Regions from separate parts of the Homo sapiens genome. Here region 1 is linked to region 2. A link is a loop called in an ENCODE intact Hi-C map of the cell type or tissue named here. Cell type or tissue: dorsolateral prefrontal cortex. All regions are shown on one strand. Links, peaks and the distances in the headings refer to the core of each region. The heading gives the core; the rest is flanking DNA.

Region 1 (11,682 bases), core at 131-8,130, 210 kb before region 2:
GGCAGGGGGTAAGGCCCGGAGATCTCGGGGGCCTCTGGGGAATGGCTCTCTTAGAATTGGAACTTCCTCTCCTGCAACACAGAGCTGGGAATGGGTCAGGCCAGCCACATTTGCCCCCTGACATGTTTATAGCTTGAGGCAGTCACTAACAATGCAAAGGGAGAACTTGGAGGTGGGTTCTGGCAAGGGTAGCTGGTGAGACAGCCCCTCCTCAGGCCCTTTCCCTGCTACAGGTGGGGCAGTACGTGTCCCGGGCTGAGGAGCTCAAGGCCATCGTCTCCTCTTCCAATCAGGCCCTGCTGAGGCAGGGGACCTCTGCCCGAGACCTGCTCAGAGGTAGACTCCGGTTTCTGGCTGACCCCAGGGCCCCCAGCAAACCTCCCCACAGCCTGAGGGGGAGGCGGGTGGGGAGAGGCATCCTGCAGCGAACAGGCAGGTTGCTTCCCTCACCCTGAGCCTTTCCCCTCATCTCAGAGATGGCCCGGGACAAGCCACGCCTCCTAGCTGCCCTGGAAGTGGCTTCAGCTGCCATGGCCAAGGTTTGTGCCAGTGGGAGGGGTCCAGGTGGGTCGGGGCAGGGCAGGGAGATACCCAGGCCATGACCCTAAGCAGCCTGGTGTCCTTGTGGCTGCAGGAGGAGGCCGCCGGCGGGGAGCAGGATGCCCTGGACCTGTACCAGCACAGCCTGGGGGAGCTACTGCTGTTGCTGGCAGGTGAGGGCCCCCATTTATGCCCCCCACAGGGCCTCTGGCCACCCTGTCCTCACCACACACCCTCTCTTTACAGCGGAGCCCCCGGGCCGGAGGCGGGAGCTGCTTCACACTGAGGTGCCCACTGAGCTTGAGAGGGTTGGGGGGCTTCCTCTTCCCCTTTCTCTGCTCTTACCTGTGGGGACCTCTTTGGGTTCCCTCTGGAATGTCCCACTGTCAGGGTGTTCCAAGTCTGGAAGTCAAACCATAGGGCTGGGGTGCTCAGACAGGGCAGTGGGGGATCTGGGAACCCAGCAGCAAAAAGTCTGGGAAGGCTTCCTGGAGGAAGGAGCAGATAAGGGACTCAGGAGGCAAGTTGTTCTGATGGGGCAGAGGGTTCTGGAGAGCATCAGGGGTGAGGAGGAGTTCCCTTTGAAACCCCACCCCCCGCCACTCTCCCCCACACCCAAGGGCATATCTTTCCTTGGCAGGTTCAGAACCTCATGGCCCGAGCTGAATACTTGAAGGAGCAGGTCAAGGTGGGCACATGGGGGCCACGCTGGGGCTAGGGTCTGTGGGTTCTGTTGCTCTCTGCTTGTGGCTGTCGTCCCCCCCTGCTGGTGTATGTCTGCTCTCTCGCCTCCTCTGCAGGCCTCCCTGTCCCTGTATCTGCCCTTCACTCTCTCTCTTGCTCGGCACTGCGCTGTGGCTCGTGTCCCCGTCCTTCACTCTCTCACTTGCTCGGCACTGCGCTGTGGCTCGTGTCCCCGTCCTTCACTCTCTCACTTGCTCGGCACTGCGCTGTGGCTCGTGTGTCTGCCTCTCATCCCTTGTGCTGCCTTCACATCCCACAGATGAGGGAATCTCGCTGGGAAGCTGACACCCTGGACAAAGAGGGACTGTCGGAATCTGTTCGTAGCTGTGAGTCCTGCCCTGGGGTCGATCCTCCATCCAAGGAGGGGTGAGGGCTGGGGGCCCTGGGTTCTGCCTCCCTTACCAAAGACCTGAGACTGACCCTCCCCCATTGTCCCCCTCACCCCCGTAGCTTGCACCCTTCAGTGACCCTAGAAGAATGATTGGACAGATGTGAGCCATCTGGAGCAGAGGGGCACTAACCCAGGCTGACGCCAAGAATGAAGTGGCCCACTGCAGCCCTGGCGAGCAGGCTTCTTGGATGGACAGTGCTGAGACCCCCATATCCCAGAGTCCCCAGCCTCCCTCAGGTTACTCTGCACCCCACAGATGGTTTGATGGCTGTGCTGTATACTGGAGGGGAGGGCAGGACTCTGGGAGAACAGCACTTCTTTCATGAGACCTTTGTTACTCGGTGGTTACTGGGTCCTGTGCCTGTCCGTTTTGGGGCATGCAGCCCTCTATCATTTTTGGCTCCGAGAAGAGGGCAAGGGGCCCCCGCAGGGTACTTCTGTGCTTGCCCTCGCCCTGCCAGCAGGCAGCTGTGCCCCTGGCCTGCCCTTCCCGGGACCCCTTATTCCAACTCAGCTCCTCTTTGCACTGGAATGGGGCACTCCAACACCCCTCAGGGACCACCCTCCCCACAGTATGCACTCAGCCCCACAGAACCCACCAGTCTTTCTGGGAACTCACACCTGCCCGCCATCTTGGTACTTTAGGTTAATCCCTCAAGCATGAAAGCTGGATCTTTTGGGGTTTAAGAAGCCCAAGCCTTGTTCCTGCCCTGGCCTAGGGAGCACTCAGGAGGGTTCCTTGGTCCTCATCTCTCCCACCTCCGTTCCCTCTGGGCCCCACACTAGCCACAGCGCGGGCCTTGTGCTGGAGTTTGAGCCTGGGACAGGGAGAGGGAGGCTTGGAGACAGTCTGACCCAGTGCCCTCTAGGCCACCCACTTCTAGGCCTGCCCTGCCGCCGTGGAGCCCTGGGCAAGCTCTTTCCCCTTTCTGGGCCTGGGTCTCCCCATCTCTTCAATGGGGCTGATACCTTCACAGCCCACAGCATGGGCACTTATGAGGACAAAGTGAATTTAACCTGGAAAAGAATGTATTTGAGAGTTTCTTTTAAATAATCAGCGGGTGTTGGTGATTTGTAGCCCTTCTGCCCTTAAATGCTTCCTTGGGCAAGAGCTGTCTGTCCTCCCTGCAGGAGGCTGAGTGTAAAGAGTATCATTCATTGTTTCTCTATTAAATTATTTTCTCTATTTGCGCGTCTCTTCTTGCCTTAAGAACGACAGGAGAGGTGGCCGCTGCCCACAGGCTGGGGCAAGAAGGACTGCAGCAAAAGCTGCGGAAGCTGAGGTAGGGCCGGAGAGGTCGCGAGATGGAGGGGAATGCTGAGAATGATAGCCACATCTGCCCTCAGCCCCCAGAGATCCAGGAGAAGGGCTGACCAGGGTCATTGCTGCCCACACCCAGGCGACCGGTGGGGAGAGGAGCACAGGCCTGGGAGCTGGGAAGGCTCAGCTCCAGGAGTGCAATCTTCCACCATGCTCTGCCCTCCACACCGCACACTGTCTCACCCCAGACAGGATCTCTTGGCTTCCTTCCCTCCCTTACCCTGGGCCACTGAGGGAGCAGTGAGCTGGACTGGAGGAAAGGGCATGTTTTGAGGTATCATGCTCACACCCAGCCCCCAGGGTCTCCATTTCCAGCAGGCTCTGTACCCTGGCCTTCCCCCAACCCCACGTACACCCCAGGTGTCAATCTGATCAGCACTTGTTGGGAGTAGGAGGGGAGCACATCCCCTGGCAGCCAGCAGGGGAGCAGTTCCTTAGACTTACCCATGCCCCCGGGTTGCTCAGTCATCCCAGGGTTTCCCATACCTGGATGGGAACAGACCCTGGGAACTATTCTCCCTGAAGCCCCTGGCCTGGCCATCGGGGGGCAGTGTGGAGCAGTGTCCCAGAGGGCAGGAGGAACTGCTAGAATTCTGGCTCTGCTACTTGGCCTTGAAGTTTAGGATCCATCGATGAGCCTATTTCTTCATAGAATGAGGTTGAGGATAAGGGCCCCATGTGTAATGAGATGTTGCACATGGGCATGGCATACAGTAAGAATACAATAAAATGTGACTTTCAGATCTAAGGAGAGAAAGGTACTTCAGATTATCTCTGGAAATGGGCCAGACAAAAAAGCCTCAATATATAAAGTGAGGGAACAGGAGGGGAATGAATGGACCTGGTTGAGTGGATGAATTGAGAAGATGGGAGGGGCTGGGTGCGGTGGCTCACACCTGTAATCCCAGCACTTTGGGAGGCCAAGGCGGGTGGATCACGAGGTCAGGAGATGGAGACCAGCCTGGCCAACATGGTGAGACCCCATCTCTACTGAAAATATAAAAATTAGCCGGGCGTGGTGGTGGGCGCGTGTAGTCCCAGCTACTCGGAAGGCTGAGGCAGGAGAATCACTTGAACCTGGGAGGCGGAGGTTGCAGTGAGCCAAGATCGGGCCACTGCATTCCAGCCTGGTGACAGCGAGACTCTGTCTTAAAAAAAAAAAAAAAAAGAAGATGGGAGGAAGAGTGGAAATGAAAGACGAGATGGAAGACTAGAGAGAATTGAAGGGCAATAGAGAAAGGGTTGGCCCATCGACTCCAGTTGCTTATTTGTGATCACTATATTGGCTGGCTGAGAACAGAGGCCTGAAGTTCTTAGGCAGGTAGGTGTGGAGAGCAGTGGGCCCCCACAGGGAGGATTCAGTACTCGAAAGGCCTGGGGACTGAGGCTGCTGGAGGAGCCCCTGGGAAGGGGCCCTTCTTGAATAAAACATCTAGATGGTCTCTAGGTTGGTCCTGTGTCCAAGCCGCCTGCCAAGCAGGGAGGCAGCGCAGTCCGGAGGCTGGGGCGAGGGGGGCAGGGCTTGCTTCTAACGGCAGAGGCCTGTAGGAAATGCGCAGATCCACTTTCTAAAGGTCATGTTTTCCTTCAGAGGAGGCAGAGTTGTTTTTGCCTCTCACTTTCAACACTCTGTAGGTGCCCAAAGCAGGATGGCTACCTCCTAGCAACGTTCAGGGGACTGCCCTGTCCTCCTACCTCCATCCCAGTCACCCAAGCACAGAGCCAGCCCTGGGCCAAGCTGGGGGAAGCACCCAAGCCTTCTCCCACGGGGCCAGCCCTGGAAGATGCAGATGGGCCTCAGAAGCAGATAGAGGGACCCAGGTGTCCAGCTGGCCCTTCTTTACCCTCTTTACCTGGGATGTGGGAAAGGACATAGGACCTTTGTTCCTGCGGAAGGTCATCTAGAAGGGCTTTTGTCCCCAGAGGCCGGGTTGCTGTCCCAGCCCTCCCTGAAAGGGCAATGGCCCAACACCGAGGCTGGGGCCCAAGGGAAGGAGCACACCAATGACAGCTTCCCCAGAGGAACTCATACTACACCTACACACAGCAGATCCCACAGACACAAGACAGCCGTGTGCAGGCTCACAAACCCCCGCAGGCCCCACACACACGCTCATGAGCACACATGCAGGCGCAGCTCCTGCTGAATGAGGCTGAGGCTGCCTCAGTGCTGCTGCTGCTCCCCTGATCTCAAACCTCAAATGGCCTCTGGGGACAGCTCTGCCTGGCAGGCATTGGGTTGGAGGCATGGCAGTGGACCCTGTAACTACACCCCCAGCCCCACCTCAGGTCTGTGGGATAGAGGACAGAAGCTCCAGCCTCACGGCTGAGTGTCAGCTGGGTCAACAGGCAATGTCAGCAGCTCGGCTCAGCTAACAAGCATGTCCCAGGTGTCCTTAGCGCCTGCCTGGGGCCTCCGGTGTCTGAGGAGGAACCATCTGGCTGTTGAGGGAAGAGGAGATCCTCCATGCTGCAAACCCTGGTCACCCTCCCCAGTTCCTTCCTGGGGACCAGCTGGCCTTGGGAAAGTCACTTGTTCTCTTGGCACCCTCTTCCTGCTGGCAACTGGGCCTGAGCTGTCCGGGTGGGTAGAAGGTAGGAGCAGGGGACTGCAGGCTCCTTGGGCAGGGTTTCCCTGAAATCTGCATTGTGGAACCAGAGCCCCTGAGGGTGAAAGGTGGTGGGACAGGCAACCATCTCTGCCTCTTCCCTCCTGCTGAAGGGGTTTGGGGAAGTTGGAGGGGCTCTCTTAACTACCTTTTAACATTTCCTGTATGCTCAGACTGCCTGCAAGGGTATGAAGGAGAAAGGAAAGGGGAAAAGGAGGGAGGGAGGGAAGGAAGGAGCAGGCCTGAAACATCAGAGTCCTAACTACGGGGTACTAACGGGGTTCTAGGCAGAGGGTGAAATGGGAAGTTTTGGTGGCAAATGACTCTGTGGCCCTCACATCACACCAGGTGGGTGGACCAGTCACAGGACAAATATGTAAATATCCTAGTTAGACATTGGATTGTCTAAATAAGAGAGGGTGGGAACAGCTTGGGAAGAGAGTAGTAGTTGATGTATTCAGGGCTCGAGGGCTTGGGAGTTGGGGGGCAGGTGCAGAAGAGCTCCAGTTGGGCCAAGTCAGCCCCCAGCTGCGGGCAGATACAGGACAGGCACTGAGCCAGCAGAGCAGCAGGGCATGAGGGCACACAGGTGAGAGGGGTGCAGACTGACAGAGACCCAGATTGCAGGGCTGATGGGGAGGGGGAAGGAAGAAGGGAGGCCAGGCATGCCCAACAGAGCCAGGGACCCCTCAGCCTACCCTCATTGTCCATCTCTATCTGAGCCCCACAGCCTCCTCCACCCCATTCCAGGGATAGTGCAAACTGGTCAGGGCTTCTTGGAGTTCCGCTCCCAGGGTGAAGGGGAAACTAATGTGGGGGCTCACCCCTCTCCCGACCTTTAATCCAGGTTCCAACCAGCCTTGCTTTGACAGGGTTCAGCGAGTGCAAGTTCCCCAGCCCCCACTGCCCACCACCCCTGCCTCTCCTTCTCGGCCCTGCGAAGCACTGAGGGGGAAGGGGTCTGTCGAATCCCATTAGGCAGAAGGCCCCGGAGGGCGGAGTGCTGACGTGGGCCTTGCTGCTGATGCTGCGGAGGCAGCCCATGACCCCCCTACCCGGCTTGGGGCTCTGGCTTGGGTCTCCTCCAGCTCTGAGAAGGTCAGGAGGAGGCCCTGGCCTGGGGGCAGCCCAGGAGCAGCTCAGAGGCCCAGGCCCATTCCCTGGGGACACTCAGGAGAGTGAGACCAAGAGTGACAGCTTCAGCAGCAGACTCCAGGGCTGGGCCTGTGTCTCTCCCTGCCCTGTCTCCTCTCTTCCAGCCCCGCATGATCTCCTGTACAGGTTGTATATGCCTTGTTTTTATTTTACAAAGGAGACCTCATGGAAACTTTGCCCTTGAAACCCAATCCTCAGACAGCCGCTCCTGCCTGTGAACCTTGGCTGGCTTCCCTACAGGCCGGGCCCTGGACCTCGGGGTGGGGCACCTAGGGTTGGCCCCATAGCACCTTCCTCCTGCCCAGGCCCCTGGGGCGACCTGCTTGGGGAGCTTCCTGGCTGGTTTCTTAAACCTCCCCTGACCCCTGCCCCTCAGCCCCTGCCACAGGTGAGCGGGATGAGATCTGGGCTCTTCATTTTTTTAAAAGAATGAGTTACATTTATTGATATGGTTTGTCATATGCTTTATAAATGGTCACCCTTTGAAACATGTATTATTACTATTTGGGGGAGAGGGGGACTGTTCATTTTACAGGGGACAAGCAAGACAGGCTCAAGGAGGGAAAGGACAGGCTCAAAGTCATCACAGTGTGGGGCTGGAATGCAGTTGCCCTTCCTTCTTTCTTTTTGCACATCTTCCGTCTCTAGGGTGAGGAGGGGTGTAGGCACAGGCACCCAAGACAGCTGCGGTCCAGCCCCGGCCCCACCTGTGGTCTCAGTGACGCCCCAGAGGCCCCATCTTCCCCACATAATGAGGCTGCTCCATCCTCCTCAAAGCCCAGACCTATTTCATAAGCCCCAGACCCCACCTTCACCCAGGGCCCCAAGAGAACAGAGCTGGAGACACTTCTACTCCTAGCACTGGATGCCTTCTCCCCTCCTGTGAAGCTGTAGGTGGGGGGTGGAGGACACCCCTTTAAGGCAGGCTCGGGGGGCTATGAACTCCAAGACTCCTGGAAGCCAGTAAGAAGTGGGAAGGTAGGCACACCATTTGGGATTTTTATTTTTCACTGAGCTAAGAGAGGAGATTCCAGCTATGGAATCCAGAGAGCGTTCTACAGGAACAGAACAGAAATTGGCTGGGCCCTGGGCCCAGAGGAGGCCTGGAGCCGCTTACTGTTCAGTGCCAGCTTCATCCTTGGCACTCTGCCTCTCACACAGCATCGCTCCGGCTCCCAGAGCCCACAGTGGCAGCCGCTGGAGGCTGTGGCAGCAGCTGCTGCCCTGCCCAAGGAGGGATGTGGGCTTGGCTCTGACAGTTCAAGCCAGAAAGAGCCTTAGAAGTCATTCAGGACATTCCCATTTTACAGATGATGAAATAAGGCTCAGAGAGAGCAGGGGCTTTCAAGAACAATAAAGGTGGAGACTGGAACTCAGGCCTCCTGTCTGCTGAGGGTGTCTGCCCATGCTCTCTCTCAGAGTTTCTGAGTGGTGGTGTCTGGAGGGGCTGGACACGCAAGGGAGCTGGCCTCGTGTGTGTCTGTCTGTGCCGGGATGTATCTGTGGCTTCTGTCTCTGAACGTGCCAGGGGTTTTGTGTCCTGTGTGTGTCTCTCTGTGGGTGCTCCTGTGTGCAGGAACTTGGGGCCATGGCCAGAGAGGGATGGGCCTATTCCTACAATCTTGGGAGGCCTCCACAGGCTGAGCTGGTGGGGAGGGTCCTGAAGGGTAGAGTGAAGATGGGGACTTTACTCCCAGCGGAGAGGAAGAAACCAGAAGATAGGCTTGGGGCATGGATGGGAAAGGTCTTGGAACTAGGATGGGGCAAGGGAAACAAAGCCCCAAATGGAGTATGGGTCCCTGGAAGTTGACACACTCTTAGCCCTCATGGGGGCCCAGCCCAGTGGGTAACCCCGGGGAAGTGGTCACATGACGTGACACTTCTCAGCTGATTGCTTGAGATCCCCCAGTGTGGCCTGGGCCTTGTCCTTGAGTGAGCCCAGGTTCAAGCCAGGAAGGCTGGCCAGCTGCCCAAGGACTGAGGCCTTCTCCTCCTCCTCCTCTGTGTCCTCCTCGATCATCTTGGCCAGCTCCCGGGGCAGCTCCACGTCTCCACCTGCCATCTGGATCTGGCTCTCATCTGTCTCGTTCTGAAGGGAAGAGGGGAAGAGGGGGTGGGGTGGAGTGGAAGTCTGTGAGGACCCAGAGTTGAGAGGACAGGGAGGAGGCTTGGACTGGGTTCCAGGCCCCTAGATTCTATTTTTTCTTTTTTTTTTTTTTTGTAGAGACGAGGTCTCCCTATGTTGCCCACGCTGGTCTCAAACTCCTGGGCTCAAGTGATATGCCCACCTTGGCCTCCCAAAGTGCCGGGGGAATACAGGAATGAGCCACTGTGCCCGGCCCCTTAGATTCTTGAGCCCCATGTTCCAGTGAGCTCAGCTCCCACCCCCACATCCCAGGATCAAGCGTTTGATGCCTGGACATGGAGACCTTTTTATATTACCTTATTTCACTCTGAGATGCTGAAGGACCAGCACAGTGAGTAAAGACAAAATGAAAATACCTATGAGTCACACTGTTACAGTCAGCTAAGTCATGTTTTGACTCTTGTTATGCTTAAGGGTGTAACCAAAAATAGTGATGGGTACCATTTATCAAACATCTATTATATCTATTACATGGCAGACGTTGAGCTGGGTGCTTTTAATTCTCACAATAACCCTGTGAGGTAGGTAGGTATTGTTATTTCCACTTCACAAATAAGGAAATTGAGGCTTACAGGATTTAAGTAACTTACTTTAAATTTAAGTTACTTAACTAACTTAAGTAACTTAAGTAACTTAAATTATCCAAGATCACACAGGCAGGATGTTGGGGAGCTAGATTCAAACCTATGTCACTGATTCCAACATCTGTGTTTTTTTGCATGGCACCTACGATGACCATTGCCCTTCACTATTCTTCTGGGGGGCGCCTTATGTCCTACTCAGTTGCATCCAAGTCTTGGCTCTTCTGCTCAACTCTGACTTTGCTGATGGCAGGTGTCTCTTATATGCCTAGCGCAAGCATCTGAGGAATGATTTTATTCCTAGAAGAGTTTGCAGTGAGGCAGGCTTTCTGGACCGGTTTTTCCCCGTGACAGATTTCCAAAAGATTGGTGCCCTGTGGGGAGTCAGAAGCAGCTGGGGACTCAGTAAATATTTGTTGAATGAGTGAATGTGATGTTCATATATTTGGTCATTCAATTCAAGTGGAAGATCAAAATCAGGAGCGCTATAGCCCTGTGCTGTTTTCCCCTGAGTCCAGCACAGTTCTGGATGCACTAGGGTGATATTCTGGGAGAGATTTGTGCTTCATTCCCCTCCTTAGACAACAGGAGCAGCACACTTACACGCCCATCTGGTGGTGCACTGCCCAGGGGAGCGTGGGGGCAGGGATCTCCTGAGATATACTCTCTGGCTGCTTGGCCGGCCAAGGGGGTACTTGGCTCTCTACGGGCAGACTCCATACTCTGGAAAGCAGCCTGGGGCCCTGGAGCAAAGGCAGGCTCATATTCACCGGCTTGAGGGCTGGTCCCAGCTCCATGGCTCACTGGCTGTATGATCTTAGCCAAGTCCCTCCATTTCTCTTAGCCTCAGTTTCATCTTTTGTCGCTGTGGGTGATAGCTGCCTGGCAGCATTATTGGGGGTTAGATGAGGACATGAAGGTCAAGTACTTGGCACACACAGGGCTTCTCTCCCCCACCTTAAGTAAGTTCTGCCCTTCAGTAGGTTCAGAAACCCCCAGAACACTCACCTCTGCAGTCAAATCTACTGATTTCTGCCTCCCCTGTGTCTTCCTCTGCCCAGGCCTGGCCCAGGCTTGGTGGGGATATGGGGGGTGGAGGAGAGAAGAGGCCTAGATTGGCTCCAGAAATACAGACCTGTCAGTCTCATGAGGACTGGGGTCCCCTCAGCACAAAGCCCTGGCCCTTGGTGGGCACAGATTTAACTACGAGTGAGTGAATGAATAAAAGAACAAATGAATGAGAAGGAAGGATCTAACCAAATACCCTGTGAGTCTCATAGCTGAGGGCTGTGGTGCCCAGAATGGGGCGAAGGAGTCCAGAACCCAGAGCTCAGGGTCCCAGATGTGCCTCACAGCCGGGGCCAGCTTACCTTGGGTAGCCGGTATTTGTCTCGGAAGTGGCTCCGCAGTGTGGCCCGCTCTGCCTTCCTCTGTGTGAACTGTGCATCCCGCTCCATCCTGCAGGGTCACCGGAGGCAGAGTCACCACGAGGGCTGAGAGAAGGGGGTTGAGGTCTTCGAGGGAGGGACAGAAGGGGTCTCTGAGTCCTAGCAGCTGCTGCATTGGTCCCTGTGTGTAGCAAAAGCGCTCCAACCCGGACATCCAGGTTTCTGCTGCCTCTGCCCATCACAGTGCCCTTTGTCGTCTCTGCCACTGGATGGAACTAGGGAACCAGGGTGGCAGTCTGTCTGGCTCTCTCTGCAGATCCTAATTATTTGTCCCTCATGGCCTCCAACTTGGTCTGCTGTTCCCTCACTGACAAGCTATGTCATGTGGGGAAAAGTATTCAGGCCAAACTTGGGTTCACATCCCAGCTCCACTACCATTTTAGGTATATCCTTAGGTAAGTCACTTACCTTCCTCTTCTGTAAAATGGGGATAAAATTTTGCAACTCACAAAACTGTTATCAGGATTGAGCGAAATAATAGCTATCATTTATGAGACTTTATCATGTGCCAGGTGCTGTGCTAAACAGTTTACATGCATTGGCATTTAATCTTCATAAATATACAAGGCATGTATTATGATTACCATCCCCACTTTCCAGAAAAGGAAACAGAGGCACAGAAAGGTTAAGTAACTTGCCTAAAGTTATCCAGCTAATAGGCAAAGCCAGGCTCTGAACCCAAGTAGCCTAGCAGCAGAGTCCAGCCCCAAACTCTGTCCCAGCACTGCGGGCACACAAGTGCTCAAT
Region 2 (11,682 bases), core at 2,558-10,557:
TCACCACATCCAGTACCCTGCTGACCCACAGCCAAGAAGAGAAAGGCCTCTATACCAACCCTGAGGGGGCTACTGGGGTCCTTACCTGGTACGGTGGATCATGTGTGATGGGATGGGCCCTAGGATCTTCTCCATCATCACCAGGTGCTCTCGGTTTTCGTGGGTCTGTGGAAGATTAGGGACAGTGCAAGGGGGTCAGTACTAGCTCTGGCCCCTTCAAGGAGAAAAAGGAACAAGAAAGATGGGCAAGTGCCCTCACTGCCCCAGGACATGCAAACCTACCAATGAAGCGGCAGCCCCAGCTTCTCCTGCCAGCCTGTGCCTAGGCTCCTCAGCCCTTGTGGGTGGAGGTGGACTGGGCTGTGACTACATTTCTCTCTGGTTAGCTCTTCACTCCCTGCCCAGAACATGCCCTGTCCCAGCCCATCCCGATGCCTTTAGTCATCTGTGCCCCTTATCTAGAAGGTCAGGTCACCTCCTACCCCATCCTCCATCCTCGATGGCCTAGCATAAGACTCCTCTGAGTGTTCCAGCTACCCTGACCTCTGCCTTCCCTTTAGCATCTACATCCTTAAAGGGTCTGAATCTCACATGATGATTAGTGGGAGGAGGAAGACACCTGTCTTCTCATCCATGTGGGGCTTCCCACCCCAGTGGCCTGCAGCCTATCACAGTAGCAGTACTCAGGGTAGGGGACCAATGCAGGGTGGCTGTACCTGGAAGAGTGTGAAGCCCCGGTAGTACTCAAAGAGAATGCAGCCAATGCTCCAGACGTCACAGGGCTGTGCCCAGCCCAGCTCTGCAAGCCAAGATGGGGAGAGGCTGTGAGATCCGGCCTTATGCTTCCAGCCTGGAAGTCACAAGGCAGCCACCACACCGGCTGGCAGGACTCTTGCCCAAATCCCAGTACGAGGCCCTCTCTCAGTAAGGCTGACAGATAAAGCCAGGTCAGTCACCTGTGTCTCATGACACTGGCCCCTTGGTCTGAGAAACTCTGCCTGCCCTGGGTGGCAGAGAATGACAGGCATGCCACTGCCTCTGCTCATACCCTCCCAACAACAGTCCAGTATGACAAGGTCACAGGCCATACAGTCACTCACCAAGGATCACCTCAGGCGGGCGATAGTGACGGGTGGCCACAATGGTGGTGTGGTGCTCATGGTCAAATGTGGCACTGCCAAAGTCAGCCACTCGGATGCTGGTGTTCTTCACTGACTTCTCCTCACAGCTCTGAAAGGCAAGGCAGGCCTGCCAGGTCAGGAGTCTGCACCAGCGGGTAACCCACCCCTGAAACAGGGCCTCACCCTTACCCCCACCAATACCTTGTGCTCATTGTAGAGGGTTTCAAACTCAGAATTCACAAACAGGATGTTCTCTGGTTTCAAGTCTGTATGGGTCAGCTGATTCTCATGCAGAACTAAGGTAGCAGGGAAAGAAGGGGAAGTAGGCACTGAGAAGCTGGCTCTCCTGCCAGCTCTAGGCCAGACCCCTCTTCCAATGCCAGCAACTGCCAGAGGTCCTCACACCCCCACCTCAGCAGGGAGCTGGACTACAGCCTGCCTCTGTGCTGGCCTCCCTCTCAAGGGTTCTCTGTACTTGAGGCCTTGGAGGGTTCTGATACTTTAGCAGGGGGGTAGGAAAGAAATTTGCCATTCGAAAAACCTCCCTCCACCTCTCCTCTGCAGAGACCAGGCCTCCTCACCTGTCTCTCAGCAGAGCTACAGCAACAGCCTCGAGGTGGTTCCCTCTTCCCTGCACCAGCTACATAATTTGCAGGGCCCTTTGCAAAATGAAAATGCAGGTCCCCTGTTCAAGTTACTAAGAATATTAAGGTGGTGGCAAAAGGACATTAAATCAAGCACAGGGTCCTGTGCGACTGAGTGCACAGGTCGCATACCCAGGAAGACAGCCCCGCCTCTCATTGCTAGTCATAAGCAGGCAAGCCTTTCCCCTCCAGCCCCTTCTGACAGTGGCTTCTTGCTAGTAGTCACTTTTCAGCTCAAGGATCCCATCTGGCACTCAAGACCCTCACAACTATGTGGCCCACCACTCCCCAGTGGCAGTCTACTCCACTGGAGCCAATTCTCAGCCCGTTAACAGGCTCCAGGCCTCACCAAGCTGTTCCCCTTGCTTGGAATCCTTGTCCCTGTCCCATCTTGCAGATCCTGTGGGAGGAGGAAGACACCTGTCTTCTCATCCATGTGGGGCTTCCCACCCCAGTGGCCTGCAGCCTATCACAGTAGCAGTGCTCAGGGTAGGGGAGCGATGCGGGGTGACCTTGAGCGATTCTAGCTCAACGCCTACCAACTTCACCAAGGAGCCTTTCTGTACTGCTGCAACCATTGCAAATCCTACTGCGCTGAGCCCTGGCACTGCCAAATAATGCTTTTCCAGGCTGGCAGGGAGATGACAAGTCAGGGTTAGACCGAGGGTCTCCATGTGGGCAGGACCTGTGGTGCTATCTGTCAGGTCAGGCTTCTACCTTTTTATCCCATGCATGAAGCAGGGAGGCAGGGTTGGTGGTTAGGCCAATTCCAGAGCAGTTCGTTTCTGTTTTCTTCCTGAGTGCCTGGGGGTAGAGAGGCTGGTCCAGGAGGTCCCTGGAGGGAGCCCTAGCCTTTCCATCCTCACACTGAGATTCCCACCCAAAGACAGGCCTTTCCGCCAAAGGGGATCTGGTGTCCCTCAGGCCCAGGAGAATGGTTAGTAACGTGCTGGAATGAATGGGGACAACAAGTAACCAGATGACTTGGCTGCAGGCATGTGGCTGCCCATGCTTCTTTTGAGGGTGGACACTTACATCTAAGGGCGTGGCAGAGCTGGTAGGCCATGTGCCGGACATGTGGTAGGGGGTAAGGCTGGAAGTTATTCTCCTTCAGGAACTCAAAGGTGTTCTTGCCCAGGAGCTCAAAGGCGATGCACATGTGACCGTGGAAGTTGAACCAGTCAGACATCAAGACACACAGGCTGGAGGAGGAGGATGGGCAGGGCTCAGGCTGTGTGCTGGGGGCCTGCCTCACCCCCTCTCTCAGATGAAGACAGTTCCCAACTCTCTCCTAGGCCACCGGGTCACACACCAGAATGCAGATACACACAGTGCAAGAGAAATCAGAGCAAGAGCACCTCTCCCCACCAGCCATCACCCAATACCCAGATGAGCTCTGGGCAAGGACTAAGCTTCCTGCGGGGGGTAGGGGAGATGTCCACGGTTCTGGTCCAAGCCCTCCGAGCTTCCCTACTTATGATATGGAAGCAGCCCTGCCTCAGAGTTGCTGAGGGAGAGATGGAAAGTGCTAGTGCACTCCGCAGGACTGGTGCTGCTTTTCTCCACTTGCTCACTCTGCTGAGCTTCGTGAGGGTCTGTGCTGGATTCACCCATCTGCCCAGGCTCAGCACAGTGCGTGGAGGAGAGTGCTCAGTGTGTCTGCCACAGAAAGGCCCTCCTTTGGGTATCTCCTACTATGTGAGAGCCCCAACTTCATGTTTTTATCTTGTTTTATGCCCAGCATAACCCAGTGAGCTCCCCAATTCACAAAACGCAGGGCTGGGAGGCCTTCCTCAGGACACAGAGACAGCTGGGGTGAAGACTGGACTGCAGTCTAAAGGCTTCCAGCAAGACCTTTGCCACACTCCCCTGGTTCTGAGTGTGGGGAGAAGGCACAGTGCGGATGGGTGAAGGCACACTACTAAGCCCCTGGGGGTCCAGCAGCCCCACTGAAGGCTTCCCTCCCACTCCTTGCAGATACTCACAACTTGTTTTCTTTGTCCTTCTCCTTGATTTTTTTGAGCACGTTGATTTCTAGCCGGGCAGCCTCCCGGTACTTGCCCACGTTGCGGATGATCTTCAGGGCAACCTGAGACTTCCCTCTGGTACCCGGGAAGGAAACAGAGGTTCTCATCAGCAGCTGCCCAGTCCTTCCCCAACCCTCCACCCCAACCCAGCAACTCCCAACAAACACCACTCCAGGAGCAGCCGGCACTGAAGAGAGCAGATACTGGATGCCCAGCCTGCCCCATGCAACACCAGACCTTTGCCCACCCAACAGCAAGCTCCCTGAGATCTGTGAGTTAATGCTCTTAGCATCCTTGCCATCCTTAGGCTTTTATGTTCTCAGCCACTGCCAGCTCCCAAAGGAGTGTGGGAGAGTAGAGGCCAATCCTGCTTAACCAGTGCCAGTCCAAGAGCTCACACAGTGACCTAACCTATAGGCCAGGCAGCCCCAACCCTGGCCAGGCTGTCCCACCGAGAACCCTCCTGCGGCGCCTCTTGACCTTCCTGAGCTTGTCTGCAAGTCTGAGCAAACAGGGATGGGGGTTCCAGGATCGAGTAAAGATCTGGCAAGAGGTAGGGGTACCAGCAAGGGTACCTCTCACTGTGAGGCCCAGGGCCACTCCCTTTACCACACCCCTCTCCAGCCGCACCTACCTGCCACAGTGTTTATCAGTGACCACAAAATGCCAGGAACCCTTCTTAAGTGTCCAAAGAAGGTTTTAACAGTCCCTGCTCTGTGCCTCCCACCCCCAACCTCACCCCAGGAGGCCATCTGCAGGGAGCCAGCAGAGAAGGAAACCTGCTGAGGCTCAACTGCCAGGCCCTGTCAGGAAAGGACAGCTAGAATTCAGATGCCCAGTGGGGAACGAGACAGTCCTAGCCTGGAAGGGCGTGTCCTCTGAGGCCTCAGGGAGGCTGACTGTGGTGCCTAAGGCTCACAGGCCCAGGATAAAGGGACCTTCTAGAGAATCCCCTGCTTTTTTCTCCCTACCTATTTTCCCAGATTCTCAGGGCAGGAAGGGACCTCAGGGGAAAGGCCATGCACTCCGGCCTCCTCCTAAAACAGGGTCCCTCCGTGGCATTCCAGTCCTCAGCACAGGGAGCTCATCACTTCCAAGGCAGCCCCTGTCAGAGTTGCACTGCTCTTAGAATAAGACCCTGCCTTTCGCTGAGCTGAATTCTGCCTCTGCATGACAACCCCCACTGGCCCTGGCTCCCTTTGAGTCCCGTAAAGTTTCCCTGGACCCTCCACCTGCCCCCTAGTGACTCCAGAGGCTCATTTTCCCTCCAGCTCCTGAGAGAGGAGCAGCCCAGAATGCCTACATGCATCCCGGCTGTTGAGTCTGCCATGTCTCCACCTGGCCACGGTGTGGTTGTGCATGTCCCTCCACCCACTGGTCCCAACCCTAACCTCTTGGGCCACGCTGAGTCGTACAGGCATTTACATAGGAACTTGGAGCAAATGGACACTTCCTCTCAGTCTATCTCGTGGCCACAGGAAAGGCTGGACGCCTGGGTCTGAATGACCTGAACACCCCATTTAATGTAGGAGCACTACAGCGCAGTGGTGGCCAGCTCTGCTGTTAACTGGAGTATGATGCAGGCAAACCCTGAGCATGTTTATTCATCTCTGAAATAGCGAGAGGGCCACATATGGGTGGCATGTGGCTCCAATGAGGACACAAGCACTTTGTAGCTGAAGTGCCAAACCAACTAGAGAGCCTATGGCAGGGTGGCAACTGGCTCCCTGGAGGTGGCCTCCCCAACCCAGACCTATAGGAGAGGAAGCAAATGTTCTAGTCTTGTGGAATGGTAAGGGGAAAAAACTATTGTACTGTTGGGCTTGGGAGAGAGTGAGGTGCAGCATGACACACACAGGTATACCCCACTCTCCCAGGCACACTCAGCGGAGACCACACACTACCCTAGTCACACTGAAGAAGGCAGCAGCCTGCTTGGTGAGAAAGCCCAGGGTCATGTTTCTCTCGACTGAGATCTGCACAGCCTCTCAGGCAGACCCTCAGGGAATGGGACTTATGCTTGGGCTGGGCTTATTGGTACTCCTAGCCCCTTGCTAAGCCAAGAACCTAAAAGTTATCACAGGAAGCAGCTCCAAGCCACAGGGGAGCCGGGGCCTTGGCCCTGTTCTGATATCCACCACCACAGCCCTGGAGAAGTGAAGAGATTGGAGCAGAACCTTTCACTGACCAACAATTCTTGGGTAGGGATGCCACATAACTGCAGGACCCAAGAATTTCTCCCTTATTACAGGGGGTCAGCAAAACCCCAACATGGACAGGTCGGAACCCTACTTTGATGCCACCCTTCAAAAAGAAAAAAGTTAAGCTCTGATAGCTGCCACCCTCAAGAACCTCAGGCCAGCTCTTCCCAGGAAGATCACATCCGGAGCCAGCTGTACTGCCGCAGCTCGCTCACCTGGCATGGTCCAAGCACTCCACCACCTTGCCAAAGGTGCCTTCACCCAGGTTCCCCACAATCTCATCTAGGAGAGAAAAGAAATTGGGCATGAGAATCTGGAGGGCAGGGGGTTGGCAGCTCCTGCAAGTTCACAGCATTCAAATTCTCAAAAACAAAAAAGGTTTCTCTCTCACTGCTACACTCTTAAAAATGGAAGTTGCTAGTGTCTGTGTCATTCAGGCAATTACTGGTGGCCCCGCTAAGGCACCACGCGCACTAGAGGCCCCTCCAGGCAGGAGAGGTCTCGTCTAACAAGGGGGGTAGAAAGTAGAGAGGTAAAGTTTTACGAAAGGTGGCTGTACATCGCTCTTGGAGCCAATCGCCGATCCGGCACACCAGGTGACCCTCCTTGTCATCTTCCACACTCCGGCTGCTGCGCTTACTGCTCTGTTGGCTTCTCTGCATGCACCGCCCCCCGAAACGCCATCCGACCAATCGCATGGTAGGCGGTTCCGATTGACAGATTGAGGTGTCAGTCAAAGGCAGAGGTGGAGACGGTGAGGAGCCGGTGGGTTGGTTGGTTGGATTTTCCAGATCCCAGCATTTCATAAGGCACACAGCATATATAACGATAGGGATATTGCAAGGGACACGTCAAGACACAAACTGACTTCAAAAACAGAAAAGTAAAAACAGCTACAGGTATGTAAAGAAAACTCGGACATTATCTTTAAGAGGAGCGCCACAAACGCTCAGGAAGATGACCTGCCTCTGCTGCTGAGGGCCACGCTGTGAGGAGAGCCATCGCCCCGACTCCCTCCTCCTCCTCCTCCGAGTCTCTCCCTCCCAGACCCTCCCATGTGGCTTTGGGCCAGAGCGGAAGATGCAGTGAGAACGGCGGCGCAAGAAGGCAGCTGGCCCCGCCTGGGTCCAACCATCCAGACTGGTCAGCGGCTGCTCCGGCTTCAGCTGCAGAATGCCCAGCCTGTCCTTGCCTGCCTCTGTTCGCCCACGCAGACTTGCACATGCCTGACAGCTGCCACTCACAGCCAAGCTGCTACCTGCCTCCAGACGGCATCCTTGGCCAGATTTCACCATCACTACCAGAAACAGCCTTCCGTCAGCAGCCCTCCTGCCACCAGCCTCAAGAAGGAAAGCAGCCTGGGATCCTCTGGGCCAGTCGACTGCCAGGCTTCCTACCACAATGGCCCACACAGGCCCCATGCCAGCTCCTGCCCTGGCCTTGGCACCCATGCTGCTCACAATCTAGGCCCATCCCAAGCCTCACGACGATCGATAGAGGGCACCAAACAGAGAAACAGAGCCAGACCTGCACTGCCATCCTGTGGCAGCATGTGGCAGTGTGCAAAGAGGTGAAAGGGCCACGCTGCAATCGCCCGCACAGTCAACCCTCAACCTGTAGCCACTCAAAGAAGTCACAGAAAGCGCTGGGCAGAGAAGACACCTGGCCTCTCCACTGCTCCTCAGGGGCCTCAAGGCCGGCAGGAGGGAGGCAGGGAAGAGGGATGGGGGAGAAGAGAAGACCGCACGTAACCTCGGAAATACACAACTGGCTTTGCTTCCCCAGGGGACTGAGCGCAATGTGGGCTCCAGAGACCTTACAACCCTCCATGCTAGGAATACTGGCCAGGCCCTGCTCTGGGCATGTGGCCTGCAACTGGACGAGGCCTGGGGCGGCAGCCTTTCTGCCATTTCTTCACATGCCCCATCACACAGGCACCTGCCCCTCCTCACCGCGACTGCCCCTCGTAAAGAGGCTCGGCTGGAGAGGGCCTGGCTGGAGATCAGAAGGGAAGTTCCCAGTCTGAGCTGGCTGACAGGCAAATCCTCCGGTCCTGTGAGGCACTCCAGACTGGGGGCCTTTGGGAAGGGGTGTGCAGATGAGACGCAGAGGTGGGTGCAGTCCACATCAGAGCACTCAGTTACACGAGGAGGCAGTCTCTGGGTGGGAAGGACCAGGCCATATAGCTGCAGACCACCATACCAGCCACTCTACTAGGATCCCTAAGAAGTGTCCTAAGAAGTGTCCCCAGCCACTTGCACCACGTGGCCTTTGTCTGGAGCACTGTGTAGACATAGACAGGCCAGGGGCCAGCCAGCATCGGAGCCAGAGTTCCTACAGTTGCCACTGGAAAGAGCCAGAAGACACAGAGGCCAGGACCCTGTGATCAGCCCTACACCTGGACCAGACAACACATACACACACACATGCACGCACACCAGTGCACGTGCACAGGGCTGGCAGTACTCACCCGGACCAGCCAGCCTGAGAGAAGGCTAGGAAGAGATGAGGCCTTTAAGCCCCAGCCAGCACACTCTGGCTACCACTCACCGAGGAGGCGCTGCTACAAGACCTGGTGCGGCGTTTGTGGCAGTGGTGGGCATGCTTGCGGGTCCGGTATGGCCCCCTCTCCCGCGATCGCCGACGATGACGAGAACGTGAAGGTCCATAGTAGTCCTCTCCAAAGGATGGGCTCCGCTCTTCACACCGGTATGTATCGCTGTCACGGCGCTCCCGGTACCTCCTCTGGTAGGGCAGGCGGTCATGGCTGCCAAAAGGGGGATGGGGACGCTGGTCAGCTGGGTCCTTGCTGTTAGCAAGCAAGAGACCTGTGGTAAGGCCACTGTAAAGGGCTAAAGGGGGACAGCCTGTGCTAAAAGCATCCACACTGGTGGGAAGTGGGCAGAGAGGGGAGGGTGCAAAGGTACTAAGCCCGCCCTCCAGAGCCCTGTCCAACGACAGCATCCTCCAGCTGTAGGAGGAGGGGTACAGGGGAAGGGGAGTATGGTAGAGTGCCTCCAAGGGTTCTATACCCTTCCAGAGTTCCCTGTGGCCTGCTGCAACTCTAAGTTTGACCTGGGAGCTAAGATAGGCCCAGGGAGCAAACTTTCCAGGGGTGAGGTTATGTTCCTAATCCTCACCAAGGAAGGCTTAGGAGGTTAAGCGGAAAGATGCTGGCCTAGAAAATGGGGGAATGTGTGGGGAGAAGAAAAGGCACTCCAAGACAGAGAAAGAGTGGGCGGCAAGGATGGTAGCTACTGCTGAGGCCAAGGCATGCAGGTGAGGTTAGTGGAGGAGCCCAAAGAGGACAGGGCAGGGATCCAGGGACAGCTGGGCAGGGATGGAGTCATCTCAAGGAGTCTGGAGCTGCCACAGCTGAGCCCAGCTGACAGAAGGAGTCTTTCCCTCCTATCTAGTTCCCTCTCACCTTCTGGACCGAGATCTTCGTGGGGGAGGCTCCCTTCGGGACGGGTATCGCAGTCTCCCTTCATGTTCCCGACTGTAGGACCTCCTCCTCTTCCATCGGTAGCTCAGGTACGGGTCTGGTTCAGGGGAGCGGTATCGCTTACAGTGATGCATCTAGGCCACGAGGAACAGAGAGCCCTGCTAAACACACAGCCAGCCACCTCCAGCCATGGGGCTGCTGGGGCTTCCCGGTTGCTCCTGAAGAGGCCCATTGTTCTGTTTGAAGGCGGCCCCTCCCAGAGGTTTATGAAGTGAAGAAGAACTCTGAGGTCACACTGGTCAAACAGCAGACAATAGGAAACAACTTTCTCTGCCAGTGAACAAACAAACAGCTCCCAGCAGAGCATCACTAGCCTGGTGGCCTGGGTGCTCAGGGAACTGGGTGAGCCAGGGCCAGGGGCTGAGGCAGTAACCCTGGGTGGGGACGGTGAACACTACCACAGGGAGATCAAAGGCAGGAGAAAGGGGAGCCTCCTGCACTCTATTCCCTCCCGCCCGGGGGGGCGGTCCCGTGAAGTGAATGCTCTGTAAAGCCAAAGGCCAGGCAAAGGGCTGTACACAGGAGGCGAGGGCTCAAAGCCCTCAAGTTTGAGAAGCTGAACGCTGTCTGGCTAGGGCCCTGAACTGGACCCCACTCAAGGGAGTAAGGACCACAAGTGAGCATGAGGAGCCACAAGAGACTAGAAGAGCAGCCCTTGGAGAAAGAGGCACACAGGCCTCACAAACATTCCATAGCCCTCCTGAGGGTCAACCCAAGGGGACGTGGACCCAGCGCATCTAACTTTCTTTCCAGAGGCCCATTTAGCACCCTTTTAGACCCCCACAGTGCCCTGCCAGGTGCCTTGCCTTTATCCAACAGTACCGTTACTGTCCCTTCTTCTAGCTCTCTGGCTCTAGTATCCTACCCTCCGCCTATCCCAGGATAGCCAGAGGGTTAGCCATCTGGCAGGTAAAAGAGCCCCACCTCACTATCCCTGTTCAGTGAGGACTTATATCCACCAAATGAAATTGCCAGGCTGGATCTGCCACCAGCGGAGAAAGCTGGCCATGTGAGGCCAGCAACCTGCTCCACCCATACGTCAATCCCTGACTGCCTCCATGGAGCCAGCCTTCTTCCCAACACTCACACTTGGCCACAGCCAACCTCCAGTCATGGTCAGTCCTGAGCTTGCCTGGCCAAGCACATTTTGTACAAACCCACTGAGGCTGCCCCATCTCACCAGCAGGGTCTGTCAGGAGAAAAGCAGCATAGAACAGCTCCCCATGCTTGAGCAGGACAGTGAGGCCTATGTGACCAAACCCCTGGGAGCCTCTCCGTGTCCCTAAGAAAGCCCTCCATCTCCCCACTAACTTGTCTTCCCCCGTGTACCTGGGAAGTCTTTGGAGATAAATATTTTGTGAAATCACCTCCCCAAAAGCTTAGATTTGTTGTTTTGGTAATCAGCTGACTAATATTTCACTGTTTTCCTGCAATTACTCTGGGTCAGGTGCCCAAGCTATGGAATGAAAGCAGGAACTCACACCCCACTAATTGACCCAGAAGATGCTCTATTGGCCAGGGCACATGTCGTGCCACAAGGCAAGTATGGTCCTGCCCATCCTCACTGGGCAGACAAACACCAGAGCTGGAGGACACAGTCACAGTCACACCACGCCAAAGACTACCTCCTGGGACCTAGAAGATTCTTATGTCCATACATATTCACATCAATGGAAAACAAAATTTCAGAGTCATATAGATGTCAATCTGAATCATGGCTTGCCACTTCTAGCTGTGTGCCTTTGAACAAATTATTACACTACTCTGACCGTCAGCTTCATCTTGCAACAAGGGAATAGTAATCTCTTACAAGGTTCTGTGAGGATTAAATATCTCTCTCCTATAAGTGAAATGCCTAGCACAGCTTTGTGCCCACAGAGGTACTAGTGGCAGCTTTTCATGAACATCTGAAAGTTCCAGGTAACACTTCAGGGCTGTGTTAAATGCCTTACAGACATTTTATAAGTCCCTTCCAAGGAAACTGGGAGGCAAGAGCTCTGGCAGAAAACTAAACTAAATCCTAGTGCTGTCACATACCAGCCTCATGACCTTAGACAAGTCACTCTAGGCCTTGGTTAGCATGCCTGGAAAATGGAGATAACATCTCTCAGCCTGGCAAAAGAGATGACAAGCATGAGAGTTATAAGGTACCACACACAAAGCAATAACAGAGAAGAGTATCCT

Evidence for each region. Peaks named below come from ENCODE experiments on the same cell type or tissue, not always from the same donor. Only the 100,000 strongest peaks of a DNase experiment are listed, where the experiment ranks them.
Region 1: it touches region 2 in a loop (2.4-fold over the local background); 10 of 110 quality-filtered maps call a loop at or near these places.

The regions. Positions count from the first base shown.
Region 1 is chr15:74,827,297-74,838,978 of GRCh38, reverse strand. It overlaps CPLX3 (complexin 3), which reads right to left. Exons shown (of 3, transcript NM_001030005.3): 2 at 10,858-10,945; 3 at 7,177-8,849. The coding sequence ends at 8,625. ULK3 (unc-51 like kinase 3) reads left to right here. Exons shown (of 16, transcript NM_001099436.4): 10 at 234-336; 11 at 475-539; 12 at 635-713; 13 at 787-827; 14 at 1,181-1,228; 15 at 1,544-1,610; 16 at 1,735-2,861. The coding sequence ends at 1,751. It overlaps LOC105370897 (a long non-coding RNA gene), which reads right to left and starts at 10,847. Exons shown (of 2, transcript XR_932478.1): 1 at 10,091-10,847; 2 at 9,278-9,861. RefSeq lists a silencer at 1,937-2,513 and an enhancer at 3,113-3,182. In dorsolateral prefrontal cortex, for the core only: CTCF peaks have their summits at 3,552 (motif pointing right) and 7,915; DNase peaks (open chromatin) are centred at 3,508, 5,071 and 7,898; H3K27ac peaks cover 1,408 bases.
Region 2 is chr15:74,617,087-74,628,768 of GRCh38, reverse strand. It overlaps CLK3 (CDC like kinase 3), which reads right to left. Exons shown (of 13, transcript NM_001130028.2): 2 at 9,421-9,572; 3 at 8,544-8,760; 4 at 6,553-6,649; 5 at 6,209-6,275; 6 at 3,751-3,867; 7 at 2,801-2,967; 8 at 1,323-1,417; 9 at 1,101-1,230; 10 at 717-799; 11 at 86-165. The coding sequence starts at 9,572. Among named protein-coding and RNA genes, the nearest start is that of CLK3, 7.1 kb to the right of the region's middle. RefSeq lists enhancers at 7,200-7,249, 11,568-11,682. In dorsolateral prefrontal cortex, for the core only: CTCF peaks have their summits at 7,282 and 7,492 (motif pointing left); DNase peaks (open chromatin) are centred at 6,668 and 7,458; H3K4me3 peaks cover 815 bases; H3K27ac peaks cover 1,473 bases.